Regions from separate parts of the Homo sapiens genome. Here regions 1, 2, 3, 4 and 6 are each linked to region 5. A link is a contact called in ENCODE Hi-C or POLR2A ChIA-PET data. All regions are on one chromosome and are shown on one strand. The core of a region is the stretch at or near the end of the contact, and the rest is flanking DNA. Distances in the headings are between cores, read along the strand shown. Region 1 holds the start of CITED2 (Cbp/p300 interacting transactivator with Glu/Asp rich carboxy-terminal domain 2). Region 2 holds the start of HINT3 (histidine triad nucleotide binding protein 3). Region 3 holds the start of CCDC28A-AS1 (CCDC28A antisense RNA 1). Region 4 holds the start of RNF146 (ring finger protein 146). Region 5 holds the start of RPS12 (ribosomal protein S12). Region 6 holds the start of HEBP2 (heme binding protein 2).

Region 1 (3,921 bases), core at 781-3,280, 6.6 Mb before region 5:
CTTGCAGTACAAAGAAGGGAAAGTAAACAATCCCGCGATTTTTCAGGTTGGGTTTTACCAATATTTTAGAATCTGTTTTTTTATAGGAAGTGGCCCCTTCAGGTATCCAAGCCTCTGATACGGTAAACTGCATGTCCTGACCTACAGGTAAAGGTGGTGGGAGGTTAGGAGAATAGGGAATTGTTGCAACTAACAATGCAATGTGTCATGTGCCCGTATCTCTAAAAAGTAAATATTTTTGAGGTTTAAAAATTATTTGCCTGCACGGTTTGCCGGAGAGCCTGGAAGAGGAAAGAAGACAAGACACAAAGTAACAACATTTACAAAAATATGCCTGACTAGGAAAAGACAGAGGGGTCATAGACGAAAATAATCAGGATTGGGTCTCTTTTGCAAATTCCTGAACGGGGAAATGTATCAGAATTTCCAGTCCTCAAGAAACAGGGCCTTTAAAAGTCTTGTGTGCAAGAAGGGGGAAAAAGACGAGGGGGGGGCGGGGAGGCGGACTCGCTCTTCGCAGCAGGAAGTCTTCAATGGCTATCGAGTTATGAAGAAACAACTGCCCAGAAGTCCTTATTCGGAGCGCTAAACTCGATTTTACCACATAAAGAGCAATGTAAAAGCTCAGAACAGCCCCATCATGGTGTTGGGGAAACAACTCGGCTTCCCCATGTGAGAAAGCCAGAGAGCTCCGACTTGGTAGTAGCCCAGACCTGTGTTAGGGGTTTTATTTGCAAGTCAATGAACCAAACGGGCGACCAGGCTCGTTGTGCCGCGTTGTGGAAGCAAGGTTATTATTATCGCCCATTGCCCCACTGAACAATTTCACTGAAAAGGAAGAGTCCCAGCCGTGTGTGTGCGCGTGGTGCCATACGGGACGTGCAGCTACGTGCCCACCTCCAGAACGACTTTATTTACAAAGCGATTACCACGTTATCTATTTGTTTTCCTTTTCCAGCAAGAGCAGCCTTACTCAGCCCTCAAATTTCTTAATTACAAACCCGTTTGCTTCTAAATCAACCCCAAACCGTCAGGCAGAGCCCGGAGGGAGGCTCTGCAAGTTTGTACACACCCCCACCTCCCGGATCCAGGGCAACAGCAGAAGCAAGTAACTGTGTATGTGCAAAAAGGTGGATCTGGGGACGAGGATCGCTGAGTTTGTTTACAGAGCAGAGACGCCTCAGCTCGGATGCCAAAGCTACCAAGAGCTGCAAACGCAAACTTAGCAGAAGCACACGTACCCCGGGAGCGGCAGGCGGGCCCGAAAGCGCGGACTGGAATTCCAGGGCGCGGGAGCGGGGGTGGCCGGGCCCTCGAGCGCGCTCCGTCCACCTGCAGCGGCTGCCCCTCCCCGCCCCCAGCTCCTGTCCTTGAAAGGAGTGGAGGAAAAAAATGCATCTACAAGCGGTGATCTAGAGTAGGTCTACCCACTGCCCGTATGAAAACACAAAGGCACAGCCTAGGAAGGCGCGCTCAGGAAAGGGCGCATTATTTGTCCGGGTCTTTAAAACCCAACTCGAGGAAGCACAGCCATTCTTCGCTGCCTGTGGAAGCTTTTGCAAAACCGGGGAGGCACAAGGGCACTCTGGAGGGCGGGGGGCGCTGGGCGAGTCCCCTTTTCCCGTAGAGAGCGGGGCAGATCGCTAGGTGAACCGAGTGAGAAAGCTGGGGGTGGGGTAGATCCAGCCTGAGGGGGGCGGTGAGCTCTCCTCGTGGCTATCCCGGCAGGCTCTACCTTCGGGCGGGGCGGCAGGGGAGGATTTTCCCCCTGCCTCGGGGGTGGCTGAGCCAACCTCGCGTTTCTGGGCCGGGAAGAAACCAGAGTCGGGGGGCGACGGGGCGACTGGGCGGCCCCCGGGCCCCGCAGCCTCTGCAGCACGTGCCGCGGGCGGCGGGGACGCGGCTCCGGGACCCGGTCCAGGGTGTTCGCGGTGTTCCGGAATCCGCGTCTTGGCGCCGCCCGCCCTGGAGGCTCTCGCTCCGCCTTTCCGAAATGCCTATATTAACTGTGGCCAAAGCCCTAAGAAACACAGCTCATTGTTGGCAGCTGCCGGGCGGTCCTGCCGAGCTGTGAGGGCAACGGAGGGGAAATAAAAGGGAACGGCTCCGAATCTGCCCCAGCGGCCGCTGCGAGACCTCGGCGCCGACATCGCGACAGCGAAGCGCTTTGCACGCCAGGAAGGTCCCCTCTATGTGCTGCTGAGCCGGTCCTGGACGCGACGAGCCCGCCCTCGGTCTTCGGAGCAGAAATCGCAAAAACGGAAGGTAAGCGCGACGGGCGAAGCTGGCTGGGGCTCTTGCCAGCCCAGTCCTCCGAGGGCAGGGTTTGCCCGGAGGAAGAGCGTGAGGCGAAGCTGGGGAATAACAACAGGATGTGCAACAACAGGATGAGGAGGGCTGATTTAATGCCTGAAGTTCGCAGCAGGGCTACGGGGCACTTCCTTTATTAGGCCACTTCGGGGAGCAAAGGGGGTGTGGGCTCGGGTCCCCCCGCCCGATCGCAGGGGAAGGGGCTGTTTGTGCAGCGTCCGGCTGTGTTATGAGTGGTAGCTCTTCCGTGGTGGCTAGCCCGGGTGCACAGGCTGTTAGTGGGATCTTGGGGGTGGTGGTTCGCAGCCGACGTGCGCCCGGGAATCCTGGGGGGCAGAGGCGAGCAAAAGTGGGGTGCGCTGTGGTGGGCGACACGTGTGGCGCGGGTCTCATTATCTGCCCTTTTCACTTCCAGGACTGGAAATGGCAGACCATATGATGGCCATGAACCACGGGCGCTTCCCCGACGGCACCAATGGGCTGCACCATCACCCTGCCCACCGCATGGGCATGGGGCAGTTCCCGAGCCCCCATCACCACCAGCAGCAGCAGCCCCAGCACGCCTTCAACGCCCTAATGGGCGAGCACATACACTACGGCGCGGGCAACATGAATGCCACGAGCGGCATCAGGCATGCGATGGGGCCGGGGACTGTGAACGGAGGGCACCCCCCGAGCGCGCTGGCCCCCGCGGCCAGGTTTAACAACTCCCAGTTCATGGGTCCCCCGGTGGCCAGCCAGGGAGGCTCCCTGCCGGCCAGCATGCAGCTGCAGAAGCTCAACAACCAGTATTTCAACCATCACCCCTACCCCCACAACCACTACATGCCGGATTTGCACCCTGCTGCAGGCCACCAGATGAACGGGACAAACCAGCACTTCCGAGATTGCAACCCCAAGCACAGCGGCGGCAGCAGCACCCCCGGCGGCTCGGGCGGCAGCAGCACCCCCGGCGGCTCTGGCAGCAGCTCGGGCGGCGGCGCGGGCAGCAGCAACAGCGGCGGCGGCAGCGGCAGCGGCAACATGCCCGCCTCCGTGGCCCACGTCCCCGCTGCAATGCTGCCGCCCAATGTCATAGACACTGATTTCATCGACGAGGAAGTTCTTATGTCCTTGGTGATAGAAATGGGTTTGGACCGCATCAAGGAGCTGCCCGAACTCTGGCTGGGGCAAAACGAGTTTGATTTTATGACGGACTTCGTGTGCAAACAGCAGCCCAGCAGAGTGAGCTGTTGACTCGATCGAAACCCCGGCGAAAGAAATCAAACCCCCAACTTCTTCGGCGTGAATTAAAAGAAACATTCCCTTAGACACAGTATCTCACTTTTCAGATCTTGAAAGGTTTGAGAACTTGGAAACAAAGTAAACTATAAACTTGTACAAATTGGTTTTAAAAAAAATTGCTGCCACTTTTTTTTCCTGTTTTTGTTTCGTTTTTGTAGCCTTGACATTCACCCACCTCCCTTATGTAGTTGAAATATCTAGCTAACTTGGTCTTTTTCGTTGTTTGTTTTTACTCCTTTCCCTCACTTTCTCCAGTGCTCAACTGTTAGATATTAATCTTGGCAAACTGCTTAATCTTGTGGATTTTGTAGATGGTTTCAAATGACT
Region 2 (3,761 bases), core at 980-3,479, 6.9 Mb after region 5:
TGGTACCACCACTACTAGTTTACCCTAGCCAGAAACCTGGAAATCATCTTTGACTTCACCCTCTTTCATTTCCTTATCCTCTTATATCTAAATCAGGGTTTCTAAACCTTGGCACTTCTGACATTTTGAGGGCTGGATAAGCCTGTTTTATGTGTGTGTGTTGATGGGGTGGTGGGGGTGCTGTCCTGTGCACTGTACCATGTTAATAGCAACCCTGGCTTTTATCCATTATTTAGGTCCCAGAAGCAACCCCTAGAAGTGCCAGAAGTTGTTACAATCAAAAGTATCTCAATACATTGCAAAATGTACCCTGGGAGGGCAAAATTGCCCCCAGTTGAGAATCACTGACCTGTATCCATCAAGTCCTCCCTGTTTTACCTCCTGAATACTGTATCCCTTAAATTGATATACTTTTCATAATCTCCTCTACCACATTCTCATTTCAGGCCATCATCAGGGTAGATTAATCTACTAGCCTTCTAACGGGTCTCCATACCTCCAGACTGGTCTCCTCCAAATCATTCTCCACAATGATGCCAGAATGACCTTTCAAAGATCAACCCCCTTCCTATAACTCCGCAACATCTTCCTCCCAACCCACCATTAAACATTGTGAAGTTTCACTTTGCTCTTCAGATAAAGACAAATTCCTTCACATGACTTCCAACACACTTAATAATCTGGTCCCTTGTTTACCTCTCCAGCCTCGCCTTTCATCCTCTCAAACTCTATGCACTAGTTAGACAATTTCTGTTAGTTTTTCTATCACACAAACTGAACCTCTCGGGGGGTCTCTCAACCTGGGACATTATTCTCTCCATTTCCTCATCTGATCAACTCCTACTTATTTCTTCATGTCTCATTTCCTCTGGAAAGCCTTCCCTAATTCTTCAGAGCTGGGTTAGATGCTCCTCCCACAAGCTTACAAAATACTGTAAAATCACCTGACCACAGCACGAGGCATTGTAACTGGCTACCTCCTCTGTATACATTCCGCCCTTTAGATTGTAAAATCGGGACACAGACTGTCCCTTATCTTGCTCAAAAACCTCCAAAACAAGGTGCTTAGAAGGAATTATATTTATTTTTTAAAAAATAAAGGAATGTTTACTACAAAAGACACAATCTTTGGAGCTAATTCTCTCAAAAAGTTGTTTCTATATGGACAAGTAAAACCAACAGAATAAAGTGTGTGCCAGATTATCCGTTTAAAAATATCTGGGCAAAGTCTTCATGCTCTGAAAATGTCCACGCATCCCAACTGACAGTGGAATTCAGAGGCAATTCAATAATAGTTTGACCTCAGACCCACTCCCTCCAGCCTATTTTCTGCCAATCTAACAAACAGCTTTCCACAATTATCATTACCTATTTTCTACTAGTTTTCTCATCAGTATCGGTATTAGAGTGTGCAGGATTTAAAATCAGTATCTTGAAGGTGGAGAAGAATCCTTGTAATAAAAGCAGAGGCCACAAAATGTTATTTGTACCAACTACCTGGGTACCTGCAAACATAGGCCAAAGCATTCGGCCCTGTCATTCACTCTTTGCCCCTGGGAACAGCAAAGATACCGCTGGAGCCACTGCCTGTCAGTCCCCTAGGAGTGAGTCTGTCATCAGCACCCGGACCCTGCAGAAAGGCCCGTAGTGGGCGTATCCCCAGCTTCCCCGAGCCCCATCCACACAGAGCGGCCCTGCCTCTGCGAGCTGAGTAGCGATCGGGATCCTCTGCACCCGCTCCACAACGGCGAGGCCTCCCTGCCGGAGCTCCGAGGGGCGGCCAGGTCCTCACCCACCCCCGGCCGCGCGTCGCCGCCCACCTCGCAGTGCAGGAGTTCGGTGCCCGGGTCCTGCCGCCCCGCGATCCGGCAGAACACGCAGGTGCTGTCGTAGTCCTTGGGCTCTGGTGACTTGCCAGCGGCTTCACAGGTCCCCACTGAGGAAACCGTAGTTTCTGCAGTCGCCGAGGCCTCACAGTCGGGGGCCAGGCCGGCGCTGCGGTTCACCTGTTCCTCCGCCATTGCACCCGCCCCTCGCGGCCTAGAGCCTCGGCCTCTCCAGGGCTACCGGGCCCGCGCAGTCTCCGCGTCCCGCACCTCCTCCGTTTTACCTCGAGACGTCGCCCCTCGCCTGACGCTGGGCGGTGATCCAGGCTTTGGGGAGAGGGAAGGAGACGCGGTGAGGAACTTCAAAGCCGGAGGCCGGCCTCAAAACCGGCTGCCACTAGAGGGCGCGCAATGGCGCTGCCGAGAGTCGTCCTGACCCCTGCGCCTCGTTGGTAATGACGCACGACGTCTGCCAAGTCGCAGAGCGCCCAGCGCGTCGTGGTGACATCACAGAGGCGCGGGAGCGTTTGACATAATGGAGCTTGTTGGGTGTTCTGGACAGGCGTTCTTCAAAGCCCATAGTATAGCGTGTCCAAATATTGTATTACGCTGCCGTTTTTTTAAAAAAAAAAACAAAAAGTTTTTTAAAGTTTGATTTTTAAAATTCGTAGGTTTTTAAAGAATGAGCAAAATTCCTAAAGCCTTGTTTTCAACAGACATCATGTTTGCTGCTTTTTCAGCCACGATAATTGTAGGAGTTTAAACTCAAAATGTCCAAAACTGACCTTTACATCTCTGTTGACTTTTTATTGTTGTTAACAGCACAGTTAGATCAAACTAGCGACCTTTTTTTTAATCTCACATTCCTCATATACAAGTAGATGTGGAGTCCTATAGTCAATACTCTGAAATATCCCAGAAATTCAATGCCAGTGCCTCATAATGCCTCACCTAGACCAACGCAATCACCTTCTAACTTACTTATTGATTTTCCTGTCACTCAGACAAAACCTTCTGTAACTATGTGCTCAAAGAAAAAGTACCAGTTCCTTAGCTTGGTGTTCAAGGTGGACTCTGATTTGACCTCAGCTTTTCGTTTTGTGATACTTCCCACTTGCTGAGCATCTAAAACATGCCATATATTTCTCTAATTGTCAAAAAACGCAAGGTTGGTTTTATAACCACCGCTCTAGAGATGAAGGACCAAACTCAGAGTTGCCCAGTCCCACACAACTAATTAATAGTGACAGAGTTTAAGATCAAGGTTTGTCTAACTCCAAAACCCACCAACCTTTTTGACATACAGCACTCCTTTTTTAACACCAAAAAATTTGTTGGACTAGCTCACTATAGTAGTTACACCCTTGGTATTTGCTGATTTAGAAAATACATAACAAATTGGGAATTCAGTAATGATTTTTAATGGATTTATGTTGTAATAAAAAGTGGTTGTATGTGTTTTGAATTGTTGTACATATACATTCAAGACATTTTTCATTCCTTTTTGTAGTTGGCCCGTAGTTTGGGGAACCACTACAATAGCTTCACTGCCTTTCAGCACCCCAAAGCAGAGTTCAGAATCAATACATTAGAGTTTTGCCAAATTTTAGTATTCACAATTTCCATGCCTGTACTACACCTTCACATCACTGCTTTTATTCACACAGTTCTCTCTCAAATATTCTTGTTTCCATCTCTTCACTCCAAATTCTACCTTCCAAGCCACCCCTCCAATGCTACCTCCTTCATGAAATTTTCTTTAGCCAAACTGACATAAGCACATCCTCTTGCAAATTCATATAACAGGTTTTCAATATTTCTCTTGTAGGATTTGTCTCTTTGTATCTTATAGCTATTTATGTACTTATTTATCCTGCTAGGAATTATGTTTCTTGGCAACAAGATTGGGTGTGTGAATCTTCCATAATGCCTAGT
Region 3 (4,049 bases), core at 552-3,051, 6.0 Mb before region 5:
ATTCTAGCTTGGTGATAAGTGAAGTTCTAGAAAATCAAACTTGTTCGTTGCCTATTTTGAATATACTTTCTCTAACCATTTCCAAACAAACGTGAATTTTATGATATATATTTAGTTTTGCCCATATCAAAAAAGTTAACAATGTGAAGTTACAGATGGCCCTTCCATGCGGAATACGTGTAAGGCCTCCTAGTTATCCCTACACAATCCCCTTACTTTATCTATTAATCCGCTCTATTTTCTAACATCCATCTATTTAAAAAATACCCTTCCGGCCGGGCTCACGCCTGTAATCCCAGCACTTTGGAAGGCCAAGGCGGGCGGATCACGAGGTCAGGAGATCGAGACCATCCTGGCTAACACGGTGAAACCCCGTCTCTACTAAAAATACAAAAAATTAGCCGGGAGTGGTGGCGGGCGCCTGTAGTCCCAGCTACTCAGGAGGCTGAGGCAGGACAATGGCATGAACCCGGGAGGCGGAGCTTGCCCTGAGCCGAGATGGTGCCACTGCGACAGAGCGAGACTCCGTCTCAAAAACAAAACAAAACAAAACAAAACAAAACAAAAAAACCCCTTCCATACTTTATTTGTGCATAGTGTTAAATTTTTCTTAACTTCATTATTTCATATATCATAAGATGAATTTATATGGCTATCTCTACCTCATCAGGTTGTAAATTGCCTTCTAGAAACATTAGGCCGTTTTTGGCATGCTGTGTTTAATTTAGGCATGCCATGACCATTCAAAAAGATTCAAACCCATTGCTGTCGCTTAAAATAATTATTTGATGAATTCAATAAATTTTTCTTTTTCCTTTTGCCTGGACTTAGTGCCACTGGCACTGGAATTTAAACCACTGAGCTTAAATTGGCTGACGCTAGACAATTACAACTGGAGCTACAATACTGCCAAAGAAGAGGCTTTCTGGGAAAGGCTCCAATGCCCAGTCTCTAATCCCAGATACCACTGGGTGTCAATCCACTTAAACCTTGGCTAACAATTTTTCTTTTAAGAAGCATTTTTTGTAACAGAACAATAATTCTGGTGTTGTTTCAACATGCAACACAAATTAAATGAGAGTTTGAAAGATGACTGAATAGAGACGATTAGTTCTCTGAAGAGGCAAGGATCTGTAAAAATGTATGATACGCATAAACACGCTGGCCTGAAATTTAACGATGCTAATACACACTTGGTGGTACAAGAAAAAAAAATCTAGGAAGTAAAGCAATGCAAATAAACCAGTGGTGGTCTAAACCACAATATTCTGCGGAGCCAGCACTCGCGATTTCCTCGTTTTTGGAAAATTACATCTGTCACAAGAGCACTGAAACCCTTCCTGTATATCAAACAGCAAAGAATGTTTTAGAGAAGGCATAATAAGTAAACTGCTCATAGTTACTTATTCACACAGTGGTTTTAAGTGCCAGGTCTTGCCTCCAAGCAGTACCACTGGGCATCCCTCTTGACATCACCTCATTCCCCTTCCCCAATCTACCGAAGCGATGACCCTTCACCGCCCAGTACCCAGCAGTGACCAGAGTGGTGGGAAGGGCCTAAAGGGGCAGGTTGCGGAGGTTCCTTTGCTTCCACTACATACCTGAAGAAGAAGGGTATTGGGGCCCCCTTCCGCAACCCGCAAAGACCCGACAGCCTCAGAAGCCACCGCCGCAGCCACAAGCAGAGCCCCGGTCACATCCCGGGACCCGCTCCTCCGCAGCTCCGTTTGTTTACGGAAGTGACGTAAGAGGTACAGCCTCCATGCCCCAAGCGGAAGCCCCGCCTTTTCCTGCTCCCCCAGTGTCGCTCTTGGCTCCGCCCTCGGCATTTCATTGCTTCCCCTGTCCTTCCTTTAGCTGTAACTCCGGCGGGCGTGTTGGGTGTGTCGTTTTAGGCTCTGTGACCCAGGAGCAAGACGCAATAAGCGGGTGCAGTGGAGGTAGAAACGGGAAATGCAGTACCCTTTCCGGAAGCTACTCCGCCCCTCGGTGAGTGTTAGATTCCCCCCCCGAACTACAATTCCCAGAATGCTGTTCGAGCATGCCCGAAGGCGGAACCAGAGTGTCGCCATGCAACTGTTCCTTGGTTGTTTCCGATTGGTTGCCCGGACTTCTCGCGGCTAAACTAATTTTGGCTCCAAGGCGGCGTGAAGAGTGTGATTCTGTTCAGCGACCGTGATTCTGTTCAGCGACCATGATGTTGAGCCCCTAATTGAGAGTCTGTTACCACTATTAATAGCTACTCTGTTCGGGCCCTACACATAACGGTGTATCTAAACCTCTCTACAATTTTATGGGTAGGTGTTATACTCTCTGTTTTACAAATGGGGAATTTGAGGCTCAGAAAGGCTAATTGATGCAGGTGTCTCTCTGTCGTCAAAGATAGTTCTACTTCCACTATACTTAAAGCCTCTGGAGAAGGAATTGCAGGCTGAGAGAAAGAGATCTATCTTAAATGAGGGAAGAAATGCACGTTTCATTGCCTGGTCTGGGTAGCCTTCCCGGTGTTGGAGTGGGAGGTGGGAAGGTTTTAGATTCACAGGTCCTTAGATTGAAGGGACTCTGGAGGAACACCACATAGCACCCCCCGCATTAGCTAATGGGGAAACCATATCTAGAGATTGTATCCATGCCAGAAAAGGCAGAGCAAAGACAACCCCAGTCTCTTGGCTTCTAGGATAGGATGTTCTTCCGCCACCCGCCATTTAAAAAAAAAAAACAAAACTATTGAAATGTTAAAAAAAAAAAGCACAGAATAAACAACGCACCCACTATCCAGAACGAACAGATTTATGAATGAAAGAAATGGAGCATTACAGATAAAGAAGGTGTTCCCTATTCTCAGTCCCATTCTACTACCACCCTCAGAGAGGCAACCAGGATCATGAATTTGATATGTATCTTGCCAATCTAGGTTTCTATATTTAAACTATTACTATGTATTATAAACAATATGTAGAATGGTTTGGGGCATTTGAAGTTTTACATGAATGCTATTATATTTTGTGTATTGATCTGCAACTTGATTTTTTCACCAAATTCTGTGTTTTTGAGAGCTATCCACATTGATAAATATAGCTAGACTTTATCAAATAGATTTGTCACAAATTATTTGGGAATTCCCATAGTGATGGATGTTTAGGTTGTTTCCCATTTTTCACCATTACAAACACTACTGTACAGTCTGCTCAATATCTTTTCCCAGTTTCTCCTTTTAATTAATGTCGAATTGTCTTATTTGTATGAACAGAGCTTGCAACTGGTGATTCACATGCTACTTTTTTTTTTTTCAAATTGGTTGCTAACAGCTAAAATTGAAAGAATAAAAACAATGTGGCATCCCATGAATTAACGGGAAGATCTGACTACGTTAGATGTGCATTGTAGCCTGGCAACAATGGTTCAAGCTGGAAAGCATCTGCCTCCTTTACCTCAGTTCAAGTAATATCTAGTTTTTCTTTGTCTTTAGTACCCATCTGAGCCCTGTAGCATTTGTGTTTACAACCTCCAACATGATGTAGGGACACAGGAAAGTACCCTTCTAAATGGACATGTTTCAGGTATTCAGAAATAGGTATTCAGGTTTTGAATACCTATTTTAAGTCCCTATTTTAGCCACACCCTGTGATAGGAGGTCAGGATGCATCTATCAACAAAAGGTACAAGAGCTTTATAGTCAGAGATCTTATATTCCCGATATAAGAGACTGACAATAAATTAGTATGCAAATAAAATAGTTTCATTTAGTCAGATGAGAGTCCTGAAATAACAGCTTAAGGTCAAAAGTAGTTTGTACTGAAGGAGAAGTATCAGGGAAGGCCTTCCCGAAAATGCAGCTTTGAGGTAGAGATATGAATAAAGTGCATGAGCCAGCCATGGAATGATCTGAGGAAAATGAGTCCTTGAGTGCCAGGCACGGTGGCTTTTGCCTGTAATCCAGCACTTTGGGAGGCTGAGGCAGACAAATAGCTTGAACCTAAGAGCTGGAGACCAGCCTAGGCAACATAGCAAAACCCTGTCTTTACAAGAAATACAAAAATTAGCTGGGC
Region 4 (3,816 bases), core at 1,182-3,681, 5.5 Mb after region 5:
TCATCCTACTCTATAATTCTGTAATTCTAAGTTCTAAATGCTTTAATTAGCAGTCCGTTAACAACATTTTGGATTTGAATTAACCCAAAAGGTAACACGCCATGAAAACTAAAGATAGTCCGTAAGTAAGCACAGGTGGTTGTAGCCAAGTGTTACATAAATTAGTTTCTATATCCACAAAGATGTTGTTTCACAAATTCAGATTCCTCAGGCACAAGGCAACCAAGAGAATGGAAAAGGCTCAGTACCTTCTATTACTAACACGGGAGAAAAATACGCATTCGAATTCCCAACTGTCAGTGCTGTTAGATGTTTCCTGGTAGTATATGGTTAACATATAAAATAATATTCTTTAAAAAGATCGATATTGTGAAAACAAAAGATTTAATATCCTTTTCTTCTTTTGACTCAAAATATCGTTTTGGATCCTTTAAAAAAAAAAGTCTGTTCCTTTCCTCTGACAAGTTAGGTTGGTGGAGACTGAAACAAAACACTTTGTAAGTTGACATCTCCTTTTAAAAGAAGTTATTTCTTTTTTCTTCTCTTGTCTAAAAGACCAGCTATTTGGAGAGAGTTTTCCTGATAATTATAATTCTACCAAGTTCTGAACAACCAGCGAAGAAAAAAAATATTTAAATGTATTTCCAGTCTGCCCACATGATACACTGGCTCATTTGAGACATAAATTCTAAATGAAAGATTGGGCTGAACAACATCCTCCACTTTAAGATATACAAGGCACCAAAACAAACACATCCAAAATCTATTTTTAGAGTGGTGTTCACTCTTCCGGTTTTCTCTTTAAAACGAGATTTAGTTGACCTATTTTCATGTGTTTTTAGGGCACCCAGACACTCTATACAAACAATATTTGCTAATCATAAAACAGCAAAGCCAAAATCACAAATCCTGTTATCTGTGTGGGACATTTTCTCCACGTGTCCTTACGTGCCATGTCTTTGAAAAGTCTAAATATAGATTCACTGACTAAAATGTCCTAAGTCTTCCAAATTCTATAATTATATACTGGATTGAATGCCAATATTATACGTTCACATCCCATTTGAAAAGTACACACACGAGGTGGGGGGGATGTGCCCACTACCTGAAATGCCAATCATACAAAGAACAAAGCGTACCCTATCATCTTTGGGCTTTCTTCTCTCCTCAGTTCTACACTGTTTCGATATTACAAAAATATTAAACAAAATGTTCAAAACTTGAGAAATAAGTGCTCACTAAAATGGCACTTAGAGAAAATAAATTAAAACATATACCAATATGATTAACGAGAAAAGATTCTAGTTGCCAGGATGTGTGTGTAAACTTACAGTCCTGTAGGTTTTACCTGTGGAGAGGACGGTTCCGTCTCCACTCTTAAAACAATTTTACATTCTTTAGAAGCCTTAGCAAAATAAATAGCGACAACAATGGAAGACCCACACTCCTTCAGACGGGATGGAGGGTAGGAAGAGAACTCCCCACCCAACAATCAGAACAAAGCAACAGCCTCAGCTTTTAAGATGCAGAGGGTTTGGAGGCTCAAGGGATATTCTGAGATCTCTTAATTGTTCCGATGCTTCAACAGCCGTCAAAAACAACTAAGAATATGCAGCGCTGGGCTTCACTAGGACAAGGTGCAGGGATTGCTCTCTTCGTTTTAGGCAAGACCGAGACACTGAGCAGGAGAAAAAAAAGGAGGAAGAGCGAGAGAAGAGAAAGCAGCAGCCAGAGACACTCCGGGAAAAGGCAAAAATGCAGACTGTACGCCCTGGCTTCGATCTGACCCAAGGCCCAAACTGTCTGACCCCACACGGGAAAACATGGAGCAGGCTACCGCCGAAAAACCATCGCCGCCCCTACACCTCGAGGCCAGAAGGTCCCCGGGTAAAGGCCTAAAACCACGGCCCAGAGGGGAGGAGAGGGACCCGCCTGCCACCCGAGGCAGCGAAGCGGGCTCAGGCGGAAGAGGCTGCGCAGTAATGGCCGCTGCTCCGCCCCTCGCACCCGGACCGAGACCAGCTCCGGCCGTCACCCAGGGCAGGGGCTGCGGCGCCCTCGGGCAGCGCAGGGGCTGTCACGGTCGTCTTGCCTGCCCCAGCAGCCAAGGCGGGGGTGGCGGAAAGGGCTGAACTGTCCCATCCCGCCTCTGCGCGGACAGCCGGGGCCGCGCCAGCCCAAGGGCGTCCATCTACGTACCGGCCCCTGACCCCGCCGCCGCCCCTCTCAGGCCCCGAGCGCAAGGCCGACCCGGAGTACGTTGCGGCTGGAGGTGACACCGCGAGCTATGCCTCCTCTCCCCGAGTGAGGATCCTAGAGTGGCCGGCGTTCACCCTGCTCCCCCGAGAGGGCCTCGCTCCGACTCCCACCTCTCCGGCCACAGCTGCGGCCACCTCGCAGTCTTTTCTCTCTGGCCTCGGAGCCCGCAGCTGCCGGGAACGCGCGCGGCCGTCACGTGACCACCCGGCGCGTCGCGGAGGAGGGGCCGCGACGCGCCGCGCACCCGCACCCGCACCGGCGAGCTAACTCCGGCGCCTCATCGTTCTGCCCCTGTCTCGCGCCGCTGTCTGCCGGTACTCTCTTGCCTGTGGGGAGCGGCGACTTCGCTGCTTGCATTCTTCTGGCTTCTTTAGAGTGTGCTTGCTTTGTATTAGGGCCCAGAGGCTCTGAAAGAGTGCAGTTCCAACAGAAAGAGATTTGGGGTGGAGGAAGTAAAACGTGTGTAGGACCAGCAGGTGGTGCTGCTCAAAAATCCAGCTTTGCTATCCTGAGGAAGCTCTGGGGCGCCTAGCTGAGTTTCGGCTTAAAGATCCCTTAGCAAAAGTACTGCTTGTTCCCTTTCAAGAAAAAAAATGGGGAGGGGGGGGACGGAGGGGAGAGAGTACTGTAGGACTTTCCAATTTGTTCTCCTTTTTAATGGTTGAGCAATTTAATCGGGGAAAAAATGAGTATTAGTTTTCTTTTGAAACCCCACCCTTTTTTTAAAAAAAACAGAATAGTGCCTGAGAAACTGAAGAAATTAATCTGCATGATAATCTAAAATTAAAGAGGTTATTTTGATCGCAAGCCTGTGGTTTTAAACATCAGAACTCTAGCAGTAATTCACCATTTTAGCATGTACATTTCCTTTTTCAGAACTGATTAAATTTTCCTAATTTGTAGGAAAATGAAGAGGGTGGAAGAGCAGACCTTTTATCTTTAGAAGAGTATGTATTTCAACATTCTATGACAGCGTCTTCTCATTTGCATTAGTGTTGCATTTTGGGATTTCATTAACTGTTTGATTCAGGATTGGAAGTTTTCAGTGTCCTTATAGGTATAGAAATGTATATGTTTTCTGTTATTCCTCTGAAATCAGTTTATTTCAGGGTTCTCATTCATATATATCAATATGTAACCCAATCTCTTGAAGGGTGCATCTAGTTCAGTGATGCTTGCGCGTGTATGCAATACTGTTCCATACATGTAGAAATATTGAAGTGTATATCCTTTAACTTTAAGCTTAGTTTTCTATCTTTATCTTCTTATTAGCCACTCAGTTTTGTCCCTCTATCCTACACAGCCCATGAACAGAGAATAGCTAAAATTTGATATGTACTCGAAGATTCCAGCTTGAAGAGGTAATGCTAATATTAACTAACAATGTGCCAGGTGTTGCTCTAAGTGCTTTATTCATATATACCCACTTAATTCTCATAATAAACTATGAGGTAGGCACTATTATTATTCCCATTTTACAGAGAGAGAGACACACACAGCTGAGATTTGAATCCAGGCACAGACTGTAAGATGTCAGCTAGTTCAACCCCTTCTCAC
Region 5 (3,950 bases), core at 1,379-3,878:
TTCCTGAAATGCAGAAAATGCTTTAAACCTGTTGAATCAGTTTTTTCCTTTTATAAGATCCTCAACTTATTTCAATACAAGGTTTTATATGATTACCCAGCATAACCTTCATCCCTAGAATAAACGGTGACTTACCTTAACTACTACACAACTGCAACCAACCACTTTACGGGGTTTCCCCTCTCTGTCAATTTTACAAAGGCCTACCCATTCTCCTAGTTTCTTGTTGTCATCAACCTATTGGGAGAAAGGTTAAAAAAAAAAAAAATCACATTAATAGACATTAACACTACCAAAATTAAATGAAACCCAAAAGGTGGCTGTAATCAGAAGGGTGACATGGCAGTTTCCTCATGGCAGTTCAGTAGAGGGAGCCAGTTGTCATCATGTACAGCACTAAGATCACCTACAAGCCTGCTACTAATCTTTGTTGTATACCAACGTCAAAATTAGGATTCAATTCTGCAGGTATAAAATGCTTCTACCTACAATCATCTTTAAAATGGCCGACAGTATCAGGTGCACGTAATGTTTACACCTGCACAAAATGAACAGCTTGAGACTTCACAGAATTTACCCCCATATACAAGCATCACTGAACATTAGTCCCAACACAATCCTTAGCAGCCTTACCTTAATTAGGTTGATTTGGTGTTCAGCACAAAGGGCCTCCACCAACTTGACATACATAGGCTCATCACAGTTGGATGCAAGCACACAAAGATGGGCTTGGCGCCTGAAATTCAAATTACAATGAAAATGGAGCTAAAACTCAGATCCAAATCCATCATTCTTGCATTTTAGGAGGGTTATCTTTGCACTAACACTTGCGAAACATAAGCAGCCAATCCACTGAACACATAAATGCGTACAAAATTGCTTGAGTCTGAAGAACCTGCTAGGGAGCATATACATCTTCAATTAACCTACAACTGGTCTTCAGTAAAACCTCTGTCCCTGACACACTGAATTGGTGTAAGTCATTTTTAAAACTTCTGGCCAAAACCCAACCATAATAGCTTTCTTGTAAGCCAGCTTCATATACCTAAAGAAACATGTGAAAGGCCGGGCACGATGGCTCACTCCTGTAATCCCAGCACTTTGGGAAGACGAGGGGGGCAGATGACCCGAGGTCAGGAGTACCAGACCAGCCAGAGACCAACATGGCGAAACCCCGTTTCTACTGAAAGTACAAAAACTAGCTGGGCATGGTGGCGTGTGCCTGTAATTCCATCTACTCGGGAGGCAGAAGAATCGCTTGAACCTGGTAGGTAGAGGTTGCAATGAGATCGCGCCACTGCACTCCAGCCTGGGGGACAGAGCAAGACTCTTTGTCTCAAAAAAAAAAAAGAAAAAAGAAAAAAAAAAGACTGTGGCATTAATGGAACAGTTATGAAATGCCATGCAATAATGCCGAAATAGAAATACAGAAGACTCATACTAGGACCTACTAAATACATTAAACAATAATGCCGTTTCCATCGGATTGAACTGGCTAGATTACACCAAAACGAACTTGTCCTGTAAAACCTTAAAACTGCATTTAAATTCAGCTCAAGAGTAGGTTGATTTGTCAATGCCACCACCCTAAAAAACACATTAACTCGATCCATTCAAATACATTAACAAATATCCCAAATTCAAATAAATCACAGCTATTATACTACTAAATTCATCTAGGACCAAATGCTTCTGAAACCTGAGTTTGAAATTCCATTAAATTAATGCTTGTTTTGCAAACTACCAGATGTAATGTGGCTCTCCATCTCATCTATCTGCCAGATAAGTATAAGACTGACTAGCTCCACAACCTACAGGTTTGTCAGACTCTTATGTTTCACTCATAAAAGGAGTGAAGGGGTATCCGACAATTAAAGTCATCATTCAAACACTGTAGTTTTGAGTGCTTATCCCCATTCCAAACAGCAACCCACACATTTTAAGTGGGCTTTATAGATCTGAGTTCTGATACCTTTTCCTAGGTTTCCGGTAGGACGGATGCCATTCAGAACTTTTGCGCTAACACCATGAACTCCATGCCTTCTTCCCTTGGGTGGCAGTTTTGTTCCGGTTGCAAGAACCCACAGTATTGAGACTGATACACGTACTTGTCTAAGGCTTTGGCAGCTTCGCGAATTCCACGTGCTAGGCCATCGTGGATGAGGGCAGTCTTCAGAACCTCTTGTAAAGCAGTATTAACGTCCATTACACCTCCAGCAGCAATGCTTAAACGCGACACATCAGAACCATCAGTTAAAATCCTCACACCACATAAGGCCTTGCACTCAGCAAAAGCTAAGTGTACAACAGACGCGCTTACGGCGACCCGTTTGACCCAGTCCTGTTCCGCCAGCTCTAGCCCCACGCCTCAGCCGCACCCCGACCCCAACTCCAACCCCGGCCCCTGGGCTCACCCTTCCTCGGCCATGGCGGTGGGTTACGGGTGAAGTTGAATCTTGAACGCACTAAAAAACAAAAGCATTGACTTGTTAAAGAACCAGATACTCGTCACGAATCCCAGCAAGAACGCAACGAGCCACAAATTATAACCAATACACCCCCCTGCCGCCTCGCTCAACTTACCCCAAGCCTCCGCCTCCGCGCGACTCGGCGGCGGCAGGGAAAGAGGCCTCATCCGCACGCATGCCGGTATTTAAGGGTTTTTCAGGTCCCCTGTGCGCATGTGCACTCCCACCCTCGAAAGAGGTGGCTCCCGCAGTGCCGGGCCTGGGGAGTTTCTGTTTCCGGATTGAGGCGGTTCTGAGGCAAACGTACTGCGAGTTTTCTATCTCTGCCAGGCCGGTCCTTGGCGAGTGCAACAGGCACTACGCGGGCAGCTTCGCGTTGTCCTTCTTTGCGGAGGCGTGGCCCACCGAGGCCCAGGGAACTCATTCTACGGAGCGCGACAGAAGCCAAACAAGTGTGTCCGCGTGTTCTTTAAGGCACCTAGAGCCCTGTATCCCGCCGAGCGCCAGTTTTAACCCTTTCCACACCACGTTCTACTTTCCTGTTGCTTCTACAAGACCCAGCCTCCCCAGGCAGCGCACTTTGTTCCTTCGCTTCTAAGTCACCCTGAGAGACCATGTTTGTGTCGTTGTGGGTGTGATCCTCATCTTTGTCTTCATGAAACGAGAGCCTACATGCTTTCACTCTTCCAGGCTGGAGTGCAATGGCGCGATCTCAGCTTACTGCGACCTCCGGCTCCCGGTTTCAAGCGATTCTCCTGCCTCAGCCTCCCGAGTAGCCGGGATTGCAGGCGCCTGCCACCACCCTGGCTAATTTTTTGTATTTTTAGTAAAGACGGGATTTCACCATGTTGGCCAGGCTGGTCTCGAACTCCTGACCTCAGGGGATCCACCCGCCTCGGCCTCCCAAAATGCTGGGATTAGAGGCGTGACCCGCCGCCCCCGGCCGCTTTCACTATTTCTAAGCCCTTTCCCTGCGGTGTGTTGGTAAAGCGGAACCCTGCAGCCAGGGGTCAATTCTAGTTTCTAAGTATAGCGGGAGTCGCTTCTGAACGAAGTTTGTTCTGCTTTGTTTGGTTTTTAACGACGCGTTGTGCTCGGAATACACAGTTCCGCGCAACTCAGAATTCCTCAGGTGCATTTTCAACACCTACAATGTGCCTGACGCAGGGCCAGGTCCTGGGACTACAGACATGAAATATCCAGTCTTTGAGGAGTCCATTTTCTTCCAGGAAGCAATATTTTAAATTTGGAAGTGATTGGCCATTCCCCAATCCCCACTTCCAAACCAAACGCACGAAACACTACTGAATATGATCAATACTGCCTTTGTGTTTAATTTCCTCTCCTGGGTAGTCAGCCGCCAAACCAGTGAGCAATTATTAGGCGCTTGGCACGTGCCAGCGCTGTGAATCCAGTGGGCAGATACTGTTAGACTGGTGAGTGCAGCGAAAAAAACAAAAATGGGTAACGCAGTAAGAGCAC
Region 6 (3,686 bases), core at 1,140-3,639, 5.6 Mb before region 5:
TCTATGAACCAGGAAACGGGCCCTCACCAGTCACTGAAACTGCCAGCACCTTAAACTTGAACTTCCTTGTCTCCAGAAATGTGAGAGAGAAATTTCTGTTTTTCATAAACTACCCAGCCTACGGTATTTTGTTACAACAGCCTGAACAAACTAAGACTTCTGTTTTAAGGTATTTTTGTTCAGGTCTAACTATATTGCAGTCTTTTGTTTTGGGAGCATATAATTTGCACCGTGTCTTATATGAAGGGCATGCAATAGACTCATTAAATGAAGTGATTATTATCTTGTGACAGACCTCAGTAACATATACAACAAAGCCAGTAGGAAAACATCACAAAATGCATTAGACCTGATTTTATGGAAGGGTGAAAAAGCCTTTTGAAATTGCATTGGAGCTAAACTGTGAGTGCACGCAAGTAAAACTAGCAGTCAGCAAGGCTATAAATTATCTACCACTTACCGTACAAACACAGTCATTTCGGCTCTATCTTCAATGAAGACATCTGACTCTAAAGGCCTGGGTGGATCAAATTGCTGTTCAGAGGGAATATACAGGGAAATGGTAATGGTAGACTCACTAAAAGGACCTGAACCAGGCTCCACGTAGCTTGTCACTGGAGCTGTCATCTTTATTTTCATCTCTGTGACATAAAAATGAAAGCAAATTTAGTGTATTTTTGACAGCTTTAAACATTTAACCTATTCTTTTTTGATCTGGGTTCCTTGATTTACTTCACATTGTTGACATATTTACCTTTAAGATAATTTTCATCTTAAAACAGTAAGGCCAAAATTACTCAATTGCTCACTGCCCACATTAAACCACTTTCTGTAATACTGATATTCTGGGTTAATAAATTCTTAATTTTTAGAGATAAAAGGGGAAATTAGAGATTACATGGTCAGTAAATTATTTTTTCTTACCATTCAGAAAATGAGGTCCCACAGGCTAAGAGACCTGCTAAAATATAAATAGCAGCAAAGCCAGACCAAAAGCTATGACTTGATGCTTCTAATCTTGGTACCTTCTTGCCTCCTGACGTCTCTGATCCTACCAGTCACCAAATTATCTTGAGGTGTTAGCCATAGAAAAGGACTTATCACGAGTTACACCAAACCCCAGTTCATCCAGCAAAATCAGAGAACAGAGGTTGAAAAGTAATACCCAGTGTAACCCTGGTCCTGAGGAGTCTTGTCTGAAAACAAGACAAGTCTTTGATGACTTGCTTATTTTTCCATTATAAAGGATATTTCTTTAATAAGCTAAAACTCAATAATAAGCCCGGGGACTCTTTCACAATATGCATAATTACAAGGAAAACTGCTTTTACCTTTCTCGTTTTTGCCTTGAATGTAGCTGTTCAGTTTCGTAAAGCCCGTCTGGATGGCTGAATCCCAGTCCATAGACTCCACGGACGTGCTGACCCACTTGGCTGGTCCATAGTGTCGGATCTCATAACTTCCGGGCTAAAGTGGAACAGAGAAAACTTCGAGAAGCAATTCTAAGAGGGTAGGAGTGAGATGCAAAAATACCGGTGCCATGATCTCGGGTCGACCTGGAGCCGTCCTGTCTAGGGGCTGCACCGCCCCGGGGTCCGGCCTGAGGTCCCCGCTCCTTAGGTCTGGGAGGTTCCCCTCCACGAGGTTCCCCTCCTTGCGATTAGGGACCGCAGCGGCCCCAACCCCACACGCTGGGGACTCGATTCACACTTTCAGACAAGCATCTATTACACCCCCTCGGTTCGGAGGGTTCCACCGCGCGTTCTGGGACGTAACCAGTTCCTCCCCGCCCCACCACCCCGCAAAGACAAGAAATTGAGATGGGACCTGCACTGGGGGTAGCGGGGAGGGTAGAGCTAAATGACCGGGGTTTCTCGTTTGCGTAGCATAGTGGGTAGGGACTGGGACCATTTAAAAAACTGTACTTTTTACTTAACTCTATGGGACCCGCTGGCCTCACTGCAAATCAGCCGGAAGGCGGGCCCAGCCCCTCCGCTCCCGAGTCGGCGCCTACCTGGGGGCCGGCGTCCTCCGGGGCCTTCCAGCCCGGCGTCTCCACAGCTTGGGCCGCCGCGTCCTCGGCCGCCCCGGGGTCTGGCTGGAGCGGCTCGGCCATGGGCGGCGCTGACGCTCTGGGAGCCTGGTCAGCCGCGCAGAGGCCCCGCACCCCGGGCCGCCCCGCCTGCGTGTGCGCGCCCCGCCGAGGCCCCGAGTCCCCGCTCCGCAGACCCGGTCCCTCCTCCCGGCCGGGCTGGAGACCCGAGCCCACCCGATGCGTCTGCCTCTGGACCGCGAGGGGGCGCCGCCACCAAGGCGGGGCCGGCTCACGACCCCGGACAGCTCCGGCCGGAGTTGCGCGTCCTGCCCCCGCCCCTCCGCGGCGACAGGGAGCCGCACCTCGCTTCGGCCCGCCTTCTTTTGAGGCACTTCCGCCCCCGCCCCGCCTTTGTTTTTGAAGGAAAGGCACACACAGGTGGCCCCGCGGGCAGTAGGGGGTGGCGCTGTTTCTGTGCAACCGGTTTGGGAACCTCTGCCGCGGCCCCGCCCGCGCTGGGAACCGCGGGCGCTGAGCCGCCTCGAGGGTGTCCCAGCGCACCGCAGGCAGAGAAAGGCAGGAGGTGGCGGCTGGCGACCCGACCCCCGCGGCCCCTGCCCGCACTCCTGGGGCTCAGCCAGGGCGAATGGCCGTACTCATCCCAAGAAGTTGTCCTAGGTCCCAGACAGCTTTCAGGGTCCCTTGCGGAGGAGGTGGTGGGACCACAGACACATGGAGAGAATCTGGAACTGTTCTGGTTTCTGAACTTTTCCCCGACAGGACCCCAGACCCTCTGAGTCATCCCCGCAGGCTTAACGAGACTCGGGGAGAGTTAGTGCCGAGGCCAGACACTAGTGCTTTTCAAGAATTTTGGTTACCAGGGCTTTCCCGAGCCGAGTGGGGTGCGGCTCTGTTCCCCAGCACCCCCTTTCCGCCGGCCAGGCCGACTCCGCGTTACTGTCCCCTGCGGCGGGGACCCGGCACGGCTCCGGCGCCCCCCAGAGGACTCCCATCGTGGGCAGCCAGAGCTCCGAGGCTCTCCGGGGCGACGTGACCGCCGCAGAGGCAGCAGGCACTCCCCACGCGAAAGCCAACGGACAGGAGGGTGGCCACGTGAAAAGCAATGGTGACATCCCCCAAGGGTGAAGGGGAGTAGGCCCCTGTGAACAGAAGAGGCAGCCGGGACCATTGGCAATGCCATGGAGCCAGCACCCCCTAGCCAGGGTGCTGAGGCCAAAGGGGAGGCTCCCTCCCTCGCAAGGAGACTTCCAAGAAGACGAAATTGCCTTTCAAGGCCAGGCACGGTGGCTCACGCCTGTAATCCCTTCATTTTGGGAGGCCAAGACAGGGGTGATCGCTTGAGCCCAGGAGTTCGAGACCAGACTGGGCAACATGGCGAAAACCCGTCTCTACAAAAATACAATAAAATAGCGTTGATAGTAGAGTGGAGAGCATAGCTGCCTTCCAAAAAAAAAAAAAAAAAAAAAAAAGCTGAGTGTGCTGGGGTTGTGATCTCAGCTACTCGGGAGGCTGAGGTGGGAGGATCGGCTTGAGCCTGGGGAGGTCGAAGCTGCAGTGAGCCGAGATTGCGCCACTGCACTCTAGCTTGGGTAACAGAGTGATACCCTGTCTAAAATAAATAAATAAATAA

Evidence for each region. A loop is a pair of places that touch in the nucleus more often than their neighbours do. ChIA-PET counts read pairs that join two places held with the same protein, here RNA polymerase II (POLR2A). Pooled maps may share reads with other maps.
Region 1: a map of CD8-positive, alpha-beta T cell shows a loop between it and region 5 (12-fold over the local background). The contact joins the promoter of CITED2 here to the promoter of RPS12 in region 5. A Hi-C loop is called at or near these places in 2 of 168 maps with a recorded cell type or tissue (CD8-positive, alpha-beta T cell and naive thymus-derived CD4-positive, alpha-beta T cell) and 6 of 50 pooled maps. POLR2A ChIA-PET finds 5 or more read pairs at or near these places in 1 of 52 experiments (CD4-positive, alpha-beta T cell).
Region 2: a loop to region 5 is called in a map of naive thymus-derived CD4-positive, alpha-beta T cell, with 9 times the contacts of the local background. The contact joins the promoter of HINT3 here to the promoter of RPS12 in region 5. A Hi-C loop is called at or near these places in 1 of 168 maps with a recorded cell type or tissue (naive thymus-derived CD4-positive, alpha-beta T cell) and 5 of 50 pooled maps. POLR2A ChIA-PET finds 5 or more read pairs at or near these places in 1 of 52 experiments (naive thymus-derived CD8-positive, alpha-beta T cell).
Region 3: a loop to region 5 is called in a map of CD8-positive, alpha-beta T cell, with 21 times the contacts of the local background. The contact joins the promoter of CCDC28A-AS1 here to the promoter of RPS12 in region 5. A Hi-C loop is called at or near these places in 3 of 168 maps with a recorded cell type or tissue (CD8-positive, alpha-beta T cell and naive thymus-derived CD4-positive, alpha-beta T cell) and 9 of 50 pooled maps.
Region 4: a loop to region 5 is called in a map of naive thymus-derived CD4-positive, alpha-beta T cell, with 8 times the contacts of the local background. The contact joins the promoter of RNF146 here to the promoter of RPS12 in region 5. A Hi-C loop is called at or near these places in 1 of 168 maps with a recorded cell type or tissue (naive thymus-derived CD4-positive, alpha-beta T cell) and 9 of 50 pooled maps. POLR2A ChIA-PET finds 5 or more read pairs at or near these places in 1 of 52 experiments (CD4-positive, alpha-beta memory T cell).
Region 6: a map of CD8-positive, alpha-beta T cell shows a loop between it and region 5 (9-fold over the local background). The contact joins the promoter of HEBP2 here to the promoter of RPS12 in region 5. A Hi-C loop is called at or near these places in 2 of 168 maps with a recorded cell type or tissue (CD8-positive, alpha-beta T cell and naive thymus-derived CD4-positive, alpha-beta T cell) and 7 of 50 pooled maps.

Annotation. Positions count from the first base shown.
Region 1 is chr6:139,372,757-139,376,677 of GRCh38, reverse strand. CITED2 (Cbp/p300 interacting transactivator with Glu/Asp rich carboxy-terminal domain 2) reads left to right here and starts at 2,030. Exons shown (of 2, transcript NM_006079.5): 1 at 2,030-2,265; 2 at 2,726-3,921. The coding sequence starts at 2,734. The coding sequence ends at 3,546. RefSeq lists silencers at 1,182-1,491, 1,662-2,041, 2,502-2,651, 3,222-3,321 and enhancers at 2,192-2,361, 2,872-2,931.
Region 2 is chr6:125,955,238-125,958,998 of GRCh38, reverse strand. HINT3 (histidine triad nucleotide binding protein 3) reads right to left here and starts at 2,229. Exons shown (of 5, transcript NM_138571.5): 1 at 1,821-2,229. The coding sequence starts at 2,021. RefSeq lists enhancers at 1,007-1,056, 2,117-2,216 and a silencer at 1,727-1,946.
Region 3 is chr6:138,771,455-138,775,503 of GRCh38, reverse strand. It overlaps CCDC28A-AS1 (CCDC28A antisense RNA 1), which reads left to right and starts at 1,801. Exons shown (of 3, transcript NR_161205.1): 1 at 1,801-1,989. It overlaps CCDC28A (coiled-coil domain containing 28A), which reads right to left and starts at 1,735. Exons shown (of 6, transcript NM_015439.3): 1 at 1,602-1,735. RefSeq lists enhancers at 1,423-1,482, 1,843-1,902, 1,923-1,972, 1,336-2,009, 2,010-2,684.
Region 4 is chr6:127,265,479-127,269,294 of GRCh38, reverse strand. It overlaps RNF146 (ring finger protein 146), which reads right to left and starts at 2,431. Exons shown (of 3, transcript NM_001242850.2): 1 at 2,370-2,431. RefSeq lists an enhancer at 1,743-1,802 and silencers at 2,003-2,272, 2,373-2,472.
Region 5 is chr6:132,813,247-132,817,196 of GRCh38, reverse strand. RPS12 (ribosomal protein S12) reads right to left here and starts at 2,628. Exons shown (of 6, transcript NM_001016.4): 1 at 2,584-2,628; 2 at 2,415-2,465; 3 at 2,109-2,225; 4 at 634-736; 5 at 136-237. The coding sequence starts at 2,428. SNORD101 (small nucleolar RNA, C/D box 101) reads right to left here and starts at 1,890; the gene lies at 1,818-1,890. LOC107986644 (a long non-coding RNA gene) reads left to right here and starts at 2,909. Exons shown (of 3, transcript XR_001744345.3): 1 at 2,909-3,904. It overlaps SNORD100 (small nucleolar RNA, C/D box 100), which reads right to left and starts at 395; the gene lies at 320-395. RefSeq lists enhancers at 2,163-2,292, 2,723-3,002, 2,917-3,663.
Region 6 is chr6:138,402,926-138,406,611 of GRCh38, reverse strand. HEBP2 (heme binding protein 2) reads right to left here and starts at 2,389. Exons shown (of 4, transcript NM_014320.3): 1 at 2,015-2,389; 2 at 1,332-1,467; 3 at 461-641. The coding sequence starts at 2,116. It also overlaps the pseudogene MARCKSL1P2. RefSeq lists enhancers at 2,133-2,653, 3,175-3,686 and silencers at 1,924-2,773, 2,904-2,973.